Regions from separate parts of the Homo sapiens genome. Here region 1 is linked to region 2. The links are chromatin loops, found by intact Hi-C in ENCODE. Cell type or tissue: endothelial cell of umbilical vein. All regions are shown on one strand. Links, peaks and the distances in the headings refer to the core of each region. The heading gives the core; the rest is flanking DNA. Region 1 overlaps TENM3 (teneurin transmembrane protein 3). Region 2 overlaps TENM3 (teneurin transmembrane protein 3).

Region 1 (5,383 bases), core at 211-5,210, 210 kb after region 2:
CCGAAGTTTCCTAATGCATTTGAACATGCACTTCCTAATTGTGTATGACTTTCCAACATGCCTGAAAACACCTACATCTAACTGTACAAATGGACTTGCCAGCTCTTTTCCTAAGCAGCCTTTTAAATATGGTTCAAGTTCTCTGTCAAAAGAAGTGCACCATAAGGACAGCATAGGAAATCGTGGGCAAAGACACTGAGGCTGCCCCAAGTACAGAAAAACAACTGTTTCTTTCATTGCCGCAAATGAAACAGATGTTTTCATTTGGGAAACAATGGCCAGACAAACATCTGGTGGTATAAGAAATGGCTGAGTTAAGATGCCCCCAATTTAAAACATTTGCCAGTCTAGACGGTCCACTGTCCCTAAGTCTGAGAAAAATAATTGTTTTCCTAAAGTAACAAATATCGTCTCCAGCTGCCCCACCTTCCACTCATCCCTGTACATTTCAGTTCTGCGGTTACACTCACCATCTTCAGCTGAAAACTCTGCCAGGAGAGGGGACAGAGTTGACTTAAATACAAGCATTTCAAAGCATACGAAGCGGGGCCCTGTGATCGGCACTAAGTATCCCCAGCCGTTCAGATCCCTCTCTGTGTTTGGTGGCTTCTCAGCCTCCTGTGGAGAAAGCTACGAGCATGCAGATCCGGATGAGCTGGGTTCCCCACGTGGGGTGGGAGTGGGAAAAGAGCATCTAGAAACTGTAAGAGAAAAGCAAGAAACAGGACTATTTTTCCCATGTTAGAAACGAAGAAAGCTTTAAAGTGATCCACGATGAGTGAGCCATTTGGGGGTTCCAGAGCATCGGGATCACCTTGAGGGGGAGGGATCTCGAGTGCTCCCTCCACCCGGGCTGTCAGCCTTCTGGTCAGGGAAGGACCCCGGGGCTTCCATGCATGCCCCGGCGCTGCCCCCAGAGTCCCGTGTGTGGGTCAGGAGTGGGGAGGCTCCCGGCCGCCTCTGACGCGCCCCCTCTTTTGTTTCGCCCGCAGCCCATCTTCGGAGTCCAGCAGCAAGTGGCGCGGCAGGCCAAGGCCTTCCTGTCGCTGGGGAAGATGGCCGAGGTGCAGGTGAGCCGGCGCCGGGCCGGCGGCGCGCAGTCCTGGCTGTGGTTCGCCACGGTCAAGTCGCTGATCGGCAAGGGCGTCATGCTGGCCGTCAGCCAGGGCCGCGTGCAGACCAACGTGCTCAACATCGCCAACGAGGACTGCATCAAGGTGGCGGCCGTGCTCAACAACGCCTTCTACCTGGAGAACCTGCACTTCACCATCGAGGGCAAGGACACGCACTACTTCATCAAGACCACCACGCCCGAGAGCGACCTGGGCACGCTGCGGTTGACCAGCGGCCGCAAGGCGCTGGAGAACGGCATCAACGTGACGGTGTCGCAGTCCACCACGGTGGTGAACGGCAGGACGCGCAGGTTCGCGGACGTGGAGATGCAGTTCGGCGCGCTGGCGCTGCACGTGCGCTACGGCATGACCCTGGACGAGGAGAAGGCGCGCATCCTGGAGCAGGCGCGGCAGCGCGCGCTCGCCCGGGCCTGGGCGCGCGAGCAGCAGCGCGTGCGCGACGGCGAGGAGGGCGCGCGCCTCTGGACGGAGGGCGAGAAGCGGCAGCTGCTGAGCGCCGGCAAGGTGCAGGGCTACGACGGGTACTACGTACTCTCGGTGGAGCAGTACCCCGAGCTGGCCGACAGCGCCAACAACATCCAGTTCCTGCGGCAGAGCGAGATCGGCAGGAGGTAACGCCCGGGCCGCGCCCGCCGAGCCGCTCACGCCCTGCCCACATTGTCCTGTGGCACAACCCGAGTGGGACTCTCCAACGCCCAAGAGCCTTCCTCCCGGGGGAATGAGACTGCTGTTACGACCCACACCCACACCGCGAAAACAAGGACCGCTTTTTTCCGAATGACCTTAAAGGTGATCGGCTTTAACGAATATGTTTACATATGCATAGCGCTGCACTCAGTCGGACTGAACGTAGCCAGAGGAAAAAAAAATCATCAAGGACAAAGGCCTCGACCTGTTGCGCTGGGCCGTCTGTTCCTTCTAGGCACTGTATTTAACTAACTTTAAAAAAGAAAAAAAAATGTGTACAGTGTTTCCAAATAGTCCCGAATTGTCGACCTTTGCTTACAAGAAGTAGTCTGTCTGCATAGGATGTGATAGCTATCTCTGTTCATTTTACAATGTGGGGCAAAGTTACTGTTTCTAGACAACCCAACTGCTTTCCCTGTGCAGCTTTGTAGAAGGACATTGGCACAGTGACTTCTGCGGCGGGGATTTATTAATGGATTTTACAATGCTAACGTGGTTTCCCTTCGGGGAAAAAACTGGCAACTAGAATCCTTGTCACTGATAAGCAAAGGAAATCCTGATTTTTTTGTAAATTATGTGAGACAAGTTGTTTATGGATTTTTATATGAATTACAATTTACTGTACATCAAATCTTAGTCTCAGAGGAGTTAATTTATGTAAAGTGTTTAAAAATTTATACTTAAAAATAAAATGATAAAAACGTGAACTGTGTGATTTTTTTAAAAGGATTGCACCTTTTGTTATCTGTTATAGCTGTACAGTATGAATTATTATATTGTAGAGATATAACAACTTATGCCTATAATGTCCAGAAGTGTTAATATTTTTGTATTAGGTTGAAAAAATGTGCAAGCTTCTATCACTAGATGGATAGGACCGTGCAATTCTAGGTGGGTGGCGAATCAGAGAGCTCCTTTCTCTTCCCTCTCTCACGCATCAGGCCAGTGTCCTCAGCATTGTCAACTGAGAGGCACAGTAGACAACTAGGGCTGGTGGAATGTAAGGGAAGAAGATTGAAAAAACGGGAGGAAGGGTTCTCTGGCCCTCTCTCAACCTTGCAAGTCAATGGGGAGTTGTTGATATAATTAACCCCGAGGTTTTTACTGTTACTGTTCCAAAGCTCTGTCTCTTGATGGAGGAGAGACCACATCAGATGCTGGGGAAATAGGAGGAGGAAAGGTTCTGATGTAGTCGTGATCCTAAACACGTGTCTTAAGATCTAGGAAAGACAGCAGAAACCGAGCAGTGGTGGGTGAGCCAGATGGAGCCGGTCAGGGTTACTCTAAGCCCACATGACCAAACCATCTTGGGGGGCTGGTTTGAATGACAGCCTCTGCTCTGTCTCGGGGAAGCCGGGGGTGGCAGATCCAGCTGGAAGTGAACTGACAGCCGCGCCCTCCTGCACACATGCATGCACGCGTGTGGGAACGAGCCCAGCCGCCATCTGCACTTCCGTGTCGGCTCAGCTCTGACAAATCTCTTTCCTGAGCACTAAATTCAGCCACGAAAATATTTTTAGAAGATATTTCTCAGTTCATCGAGCTATAGTACACACTGTTTTCCTCTATGTATAATGGTGATAAAATATAGCAAGTGAACATGTCGTAAATATAAAGGTTCAAGTGATGTATTGAAAATAATTTTCTAACTGCTTTGTATGTATCACATACTCTAAATTGCACAGTAGGCGTGTTTATTAAACAGATGATTGGCTGGGAAAGTTTCAAAATAGCTACTGAATTTACAGTATCAGTGCTATTACTGTCTTTGTGTATTTGGTAGAGCATACCGAAGTAATTAATCTTCTAATGAATGCTGATGATATTTTATTAGAATGAAAGCACAGATTAGCATTAATATTTTTTATTCTGGAAATCCTTTGGCAAGTATTATGAAGCCCAAATTTAGAAAACTATGAGATTTCAAACCACATAAACATGATTCTGTTTTCCATTTTATTTTTTAACTGTTAGGTATTTGCAGTTCTGTTCCGTGGAACTTCTGCAGGCCTGTATTTAGCATGCTGTAAGTACTTTTGGGTGAAATAGGCTCTGAGTCTAAATTCTCAGACATGTTTCTGATGTATTACCATGAAAAGCTTGTGCCACATGACAGAAGTGAGATCATAGTCTTAACCTCTTCTTGACGTGGACTGGTCTTCACTCGGGCACCGATAAATAACAGATTTGGAGTATCTCCTGGTGCTTATTTTAGATGATGAAGTCAAATCAACCCAATTAGTGTCCTGTTAGTAGGTATAATGAGCCTATTTCTTTCTAAAAAGACTTGTGATCTGGACATGCTTTTACAAGAAATAGTGACCTTGGGGAATATGTAAACAAAAGACCTTTTTCTAAGAGTTGGGAGGGGGTGGGGGACTGTATAATGAAAAGAATTAGCTTACAAAAAAGAAATTGATATTCAAAGTATTTTAGGCAAAGCCAGTCAAAATGCTTTCATGATATTTTGAGATGTAAATTTTGTCTGATTTGTATTGTTCTTTTCATTTGCCTTCTTAACTTTATATGTGACCTGAATTTTCCATAACTTGATGACTATAGATTGCACCTAGGCATTCCAATAAAAGCCAACCCAATGTGTGTGTGTTTTTATATTTTTTCAAGTCTTGGGCTAGCCAGCATTGCTTTTGTGTTTAACGTGGAGGACGCAAATAGATGCAGTTGTTGGGGAATTGATTCATCTGCAACCCAGTTGGTAGTATCTTTTTTTTTTTTTTTTTTGTCCATTGGCCAGACTGCTGGCTCAGCAGAGTGAACTTCACAGGGGACTCTCCCATGGCCTACTTTAGAAAAACAGTAAACACACCCCCACAAAGCCAAACACGCTAACTGTAAAGAAGAGTTTACAAAAATACCACCCATTACTACTTGAGAGCAGGCCTCATTCCTGTGATCCTGGCAATAAGTGTGCTTAATTAAAACACTTGATTAGAATAATCAGTTTGGGCCTGGTAGGCTTGCAGCCTCCTGGAGATGTCTAAATCTACATATAGACCGGCTGATTAGAAGATGCTTAGTTCAGCAATTCTGGCCGGCAGGCCAGGGCTTTGATTTTAGTCGGAAGAGGCAGACTTCATCACACTTGCTTTCTAGTGACAACCTCAACTGCATAACGTGTTGATCCAGCAAGAATCAGGTCATTCCACTTGGCAAACTGGTCTGTTTTCTTCTCCTCGAATTAGACTTTAACATGATCAAAACGGAATTCCAGAAAAACAGGCGAAGTACTGCTTTCCTTCTCTACAGTCTTTTCCTTAAAAGTAATGTCTGAACAAATGCAAATAAAAATGGTGCCGGTAAAAATTATACCTTAGAAAAAATAATCTGAATATGGGATATGCTGCTGCCACATCCCGTGAAATTTGTCTTTACATTCACCACACATATCCTAACAGTTGCATGGGGTTCTAACTGCCAGACCGCAACAGAAGGGCAGCACCTGACTGTAAGTACTTCAAAATCAGGACCAGTCCTCAAGCGCTTGAAAAGATGAGGAGAGGAGCTGGAGGTTACAACGAGCTATGATCGCAGCACTGCTCTCC
Region 2 (5,383 bases), core at 264-5,263:
CACCTATTTCCTTAACTCAAATTTTCTCCATTTATAAGAAAAATTATTGCCACCTAATTTTTTTCCTTCAGAGGGAAATAATGACTACTAAATGTCTGCAATGTGTGTGAGATTTTCTGGACAAAAGAGGCATTTTAATGGTAATTTACTGTTTTCAGTGTCATAAAAATGTTGAATTTATAATACCACCTTTCTTTTCTTCTTTTTTTTTTTTTTTTTACATCTGCAACAGATTTATTTTTAAAGGAATGGATTATAATACCACCTTTCTAATAGCTCCTGAAATGTAACCAGATCAGGGAAGTGTTGTTACCTGAAGTTACCTAACTTTAGAAAATCAAGGAGAAGCAGTTTCTGGAAAGCCACAGAGTTAGTCGATAATGAAATAAGAGATTAAGCTACACCAAGGATTAGATTGGTATTTTCAAAATCAAAAACCAACTCTCGTTTTGTCCTTGTACACTTGGAAGATCCACCTGAGGCTCTGGCCACTGTAGTTAAAATTCACATGATGGAGCCGGGCATGGTGGCCCACACCTGTAATCCTAGCGCTTTGGGAGGCCAAGGTGGGTGGATCACCTGAGGTGAGGAGTTCAAGACCAACCAGGCCAGCATGGTGAAACCCCGTTTCTACTAAAAATATAAAAAATTCACTGGGCGTGTTGGCGCACGCCTGTAATCTCAACTACTTGGGAGGCTGAGGCAGGAGAATCACTTGACGGAGGTTGCAGTGAGCTGAGATTGTGCCACTGCACTCCAGCCTGGGCCACAGAGCAAGACTGTGTCAAAAAAAAAATCATATGATAGTAAAATATACAAAAACAAAAAGTTTTATACAATTTGTTTTGATGACTTGTTTTTAAGAAAGAGGTCAATTTTGAAGAAGACTTAAGTTTTGTTTGAGACGAGAGAAAGTAAAGATATAGCCAGGAAGTGAGGTGAAAACGAATTTTAGGACACAGAAATGAAGACTTTAATTCCATCCTTTGCAAATCATCCATAAATATGTTTGGCTTCTTTTAAATGTTCGTCAAGTTCAACAATTGAAAAGGAACTGACAGAATTTGGTTTAGTATCTTTAGGGTCATCCTTTGAGCATTAGAAGAAATAATCAAAGACTGAATCTAAATCTTCACATTCTCTTTTTGTCTTTGAGAGTCCAGTGTACTTTCTGTTTTAGGCAATGTGGCAACCTAGATTACCTGACAACTCCCTTGCTATATAAAACAATATGTGTATCATATTGCAAGCTCTTAAGAGGGCTAAGGCCAGAGGGTTTTCATTTATTCCACTTGCTATCATTATTATTCAGGAGTAAGGAAGCCACATGCTGATGAATGAATACCCAGGAGGTGTTTTGTGTAACGGTGCTTCTCAGATTCTCTCACAGTTTTGTGAAATTAAAACTGTTTCTGTCTCTCTGTCTGTCTGTCTGTCTCCCTCCACCTCCACCCAGTTTCTGCCTGTCCCTCTCTGTCCTTTCTTCTTCCGTCCCTCCATCTTCCTTTCTCCATCCCTTCCTGACTCCATTTGTCTTTTGATGACTGACTTTACTCAAACTACTCGTATTCTGAAGCAGCACAGCTGTCCGCCCTTAGCTTCTATCTCCCTTCCAGATTAGGGTATTTGTTCCCTGGGGACGTGTGTAGCCAGGCCACATGGAGATCCAGGGAAGGAGGGGAAGGAGAACAGGGTGAAGGAAGTGGGTGGGACAGAGCAGTTGGAGTCGCTGCAGTGACACCTTTCCAACTGTGCACACCTGCTGAAAGCGAATGCCAGCCCACTCTCCTCCTTTCCTCTCATCTCACACTCACCTTTTACTTCCTCCCACATGAACCGAGCACACACATACAAATGCAGACATATACTCACACCAAGATATTTTCATCTCACAGCAGGTATTATTTTCTTCCCCAGTTTTCCTGTCTCAAAGTCCATTTCCACTCTGCTCCCTGAAGACCACAGCCCAAGGCTGTAAACCAGGGAGGAGCTGGAGCTGAGTTGCACATGGCAGCCTGGGAGCTGCCAGCAGTAGCTTTTAGTCTTAAAAAAAAAAAAAAGAAGCCAGCAAATAAGCCCAGATATGCATTGTTTTGTTTTGTTTCTTCTTGGCATGATCCTGTGGCCATACTAGCTAGGAAAAGGTGACTAGGCCGAACTTCATGACTATGAGATCAAATTCCTTCCTGTGTGAGAACTGGCAAGAGGTTAGTTTGTTTTCTGTTCTTATGACATTTCCTTTTTGCATATTTTTGATTTTTATTTTTTTTAGAGGCAGGGTCTTGCTGTGTTGCTCAATCTGGTCTGGACTCACACAATCTTCCTGCCTCAACCTCCCCAAGTGATAGGATTACAGGCGTGAACCACTGAGCCTGGCCCTATGACATTTCTGATCGTAATTTTTCTACCTGTTAAAGCAAACACTTTTTTGTCTCTACAAAAAATTTAAAAATTAGCTGGGCATGGTGGCACACATCTGTCCCAGGTACTCAGGAAGCTGAGGCAGGAGGACCAGTTGAGCCCAGAAGTCTGAAGCTGTGGTGAGCTCTGATCACACCACTGCACTTCAGCCTGGGCAACACAGCAAGACCTGTCTCTAAATAAATCAATAAAGTGAACACATTTCCTCTCCAGGCGTATTTGCTTGTGTGTTCTCACTTCTGGTGATGGTGCTATTAGTTGCTGACAAGGCTTTTCTGTTACTTTGTTTTTCCTCATGATGTTCTGCCCTTTATTTCTTCCCTGTTTTTTGTTTTGGTGTGTGTGTGTGTGTGTGTGTGTGTGTGTGTGTGTGTGTGTGTGTGTTTTCCCGAGATGGAGTCTTGCTCTGTTACCCAGACTGGAGTGCAGTGGCGTGATCTCAGCTCACTGCAACCTCCGCCTCCTGGGTTCATGCAATTCTCCTGCCTCAGCCTCCCAAGTAGCTAGGATTACAGGCACGTGCCACCGCGCCCAGCTAATTTTTGTATTCAGTAGAGGTGGGGTTTCACCATGTTGGCCAGGCTGGTCTCGAACTCCTGACCTCATGATCTGCCCACCTCAGCCTCCCAAAGTGTTGGGATTACAGGTGTAAGCCAGTGCACCCAGTCTCTTCCCTGTTCTTGGCACTTAACTTTTATGTCAGGCACTGTGTGTTTTTAGCTCCTTTAAACAAGCACTATCAAATAAGTGAGGCTCAGAGAGATTAAGTAATTTATGCAAGAAAATATCCCACGGAAAGTAAATATGCCATATTCATTGTCATGTGTCTCAATGGCGCCTCTCACCATGCTGATTCATAATAACAGAGTTGCTATCTAGGGAAAGTCACCAGCAGTTTTTCTTCTTCTCCATGCAGAGTTCCATGAATAGGCCTTACATTTGCTTGGAACTGGGGGCCGGTAAGCTGCTTACACTGTAATCTACCCTGTATCCAATAGCTCGTAGCATTTTCCTGGTATAATAGTCAACATACTTTATTCAGTGTACACCATGATCCAGGTTCTTAACCCATGCCAGCAGGTCTAACATGGGAACAGAATGCCTTAAGTGACGCTGTTGAAGAGCTAAGGGAGGAGCAGGGTGACCGCAGTCTTTATTATCTAATCTCTATGATTAATGTGAGTTTTAAAAAACATCTGATATTAATTTCATTCAACATAGTGAATAAAAACATGCAACTGTTAGGCTTTCATTGAAGTTATATGAGCAGTGGGACCTTGATAAAGGAAAGGCACGTGGAAAGAAAGAGTAAATTTAATAAAGACGCTGTTTGGGTATGATGCATAATTTCTCATAACCATGGTACCGAGAATTTAATTTTCAGAAAGATAGAGAGGAATATTTTGAAAAAATAATTGATACCTTTTCTAAAATATCTAAGAGCATTGCTAATCATAAGCTTTAAAATATTAATAAAAGGAAAACATACTGTGTTTGGTAAAATATAATTTATAATAATTTTTAAATATTATTTTATAGCTTTCATTTTATATATTATATATTTTATATGATCTTTATATTATTCACATATCTTTAAAGGTAGATTTTAAATATCAGAACATTTTCAAAGAAATATTCCTAAACTCCAGTCTTTGGGGTGAGTGGCATGGTTCCTTGCTTGAATGAGATGACCCCACAAGGTGCTATTATATAAATGTCATCAATCAATCAGCACATTTTTGGGAGTCCTTGAAGTACGTGCTTAGTGAAAGTACCAGAAGATCCAAAAAAATTTGAGTTAGAATCCTTGCCTTTCAGGATCTAAGAGTTAAGTTGGGGAAATACAACATATTTGCAAATTACCTTATAGTTAAAGGCAGTATGGACAAGCTCAACTTTTTACTACTTCCACACTCTCTCATTGAATTCTTCACAAATAGTCATTCATTCAACAAGTATTTATTGAGTGTCTGCCCTTGTGAGGTCCATAGAGCTCAAAGGTGAATCGCATGTGAATCCTGCCCGTAGGGAGCTGAGCAGGGGACATGAGCCCTACAACCTTAACTCTAGCACAGAGGGGAATGCGAATAGAGCCATGAAAAAGGGACAGATACAATAAGGTGACTCCGAAGAAAGATCAATGATTTTTACCTGGAGAAAACAGAGGTGGCATCACCTTTTTTAGATCTTAAAGTAATTTGGATTTGGAGATAGAAAGATGGAGGAAAATGTCTTTCCAGAGAGAAGCAACTCTGCCTAAGTAGAAAGGTGTAAGGCATGGAGTGGCTACAGCAAGCGTGGCTAGAGCAAGGAATATGCGAAGAGGACACACGAGGGAGAGCTTGCAAAAATATATTTTGGGGTATCTGTGACCAAATATAACATTCACCTTTAGAGTTCATTTCAAGTTTGATAGGCACTAGAAAGCCATTTGGAGTTTTCTAGGAGTAAATCGACATGTTCAGAGGTATGTTGCAGTAACATTAAACCTGGTGACTATGTGAGGTCTGATTGTCCCATCTGTAACTCACTCAAAGTCATTATATCCAGAACTTTTTTATCAATCTGTGTATCAGTGAATTTGTCTAAAGTGAAAGGCTGCAGTGGCTGTTCTGGTTGTTCTTGTGCGGATCTGCCCAGCTGTGTTAGATCCTTAAACACTTTTATAGTCTCCAAGTCTAGACCCTGTCCTTTTTCCTTGTGTCCATTTTGAACCTTGGTCACAAAGATTTCCCTGGGTATTCAATTGTTCTTTATGCAAAGACTTAAAAAGAGCCAGGTACAGATCCTCACACCTGCAGTCTCAGTACTTTGGGAGGCCTCCGCGGGAGGATCGCTTGAGCCCAGGAGTTCAAGACTGGCCTGGGCAACATAGGGAAACCCCATCTCGACAAAATTATATTTTAAAAAAATTAGCCGGGCGTGGTGGCACATGCCTGTAGTTTCAGCTACTTGAGAGGCT

Evidence for each region. A loop is a pair of places that touch in the nucleus more often than their neighbours do. Peaks named below come from ENCODE experiments on the same cell type or tissue, not always from the same donor. Only the 100,000 strongest peaks of a DNase experiment are listed, where the experiment ranks them.
Region 1: it touches region 2 in a loop (7-fold over the local background); 1 of 110 quality-filtered maps calls a loop at or near these places.

What each region holds. Positions count from the first base shown.
Region 1 is chr4:182,798,604-182,803,986 of GRCh38, forward strand. TENM3 (teneurin transmembrane protein 3) reads left to right here. Exons shown (of 28, transcript NM_001080477.4): 28 at 993-4,421. The coding sequence ends at 1,748. Among named protein-coding and RNA genes, the nearest start is that of DCTD, 120 kb to the right of the region's middle. RefSeq lists an enhancer at 5,208-5,377. In endothelial cell of umbilical vein, for the core only: no CTCF peak of the experiment used is centred there; no DNase peak of the experiment used is centred there.
Region 2 is chr4:182,591,927-182,597,309 of GRCh38, forward strand. The region is part of intron 3 of TENM3 (teneurin transmembrane protein 3); the gene reads left to right. Among named protein-coding and RNA genes, the nearest start is that of DCTD, 320 kb to the right of the region's middle. RefSeq lists an enhancer at 1,780-2,280. In endothelial cell of umbilical vein, for the core only: no CTCF peak of the experiment used is centred there; a DNase peak (open chromatin) is centred at 2,155; H3K4me3 peaks cover 279 bases; H3K27ac peaks cover 2,355 bases.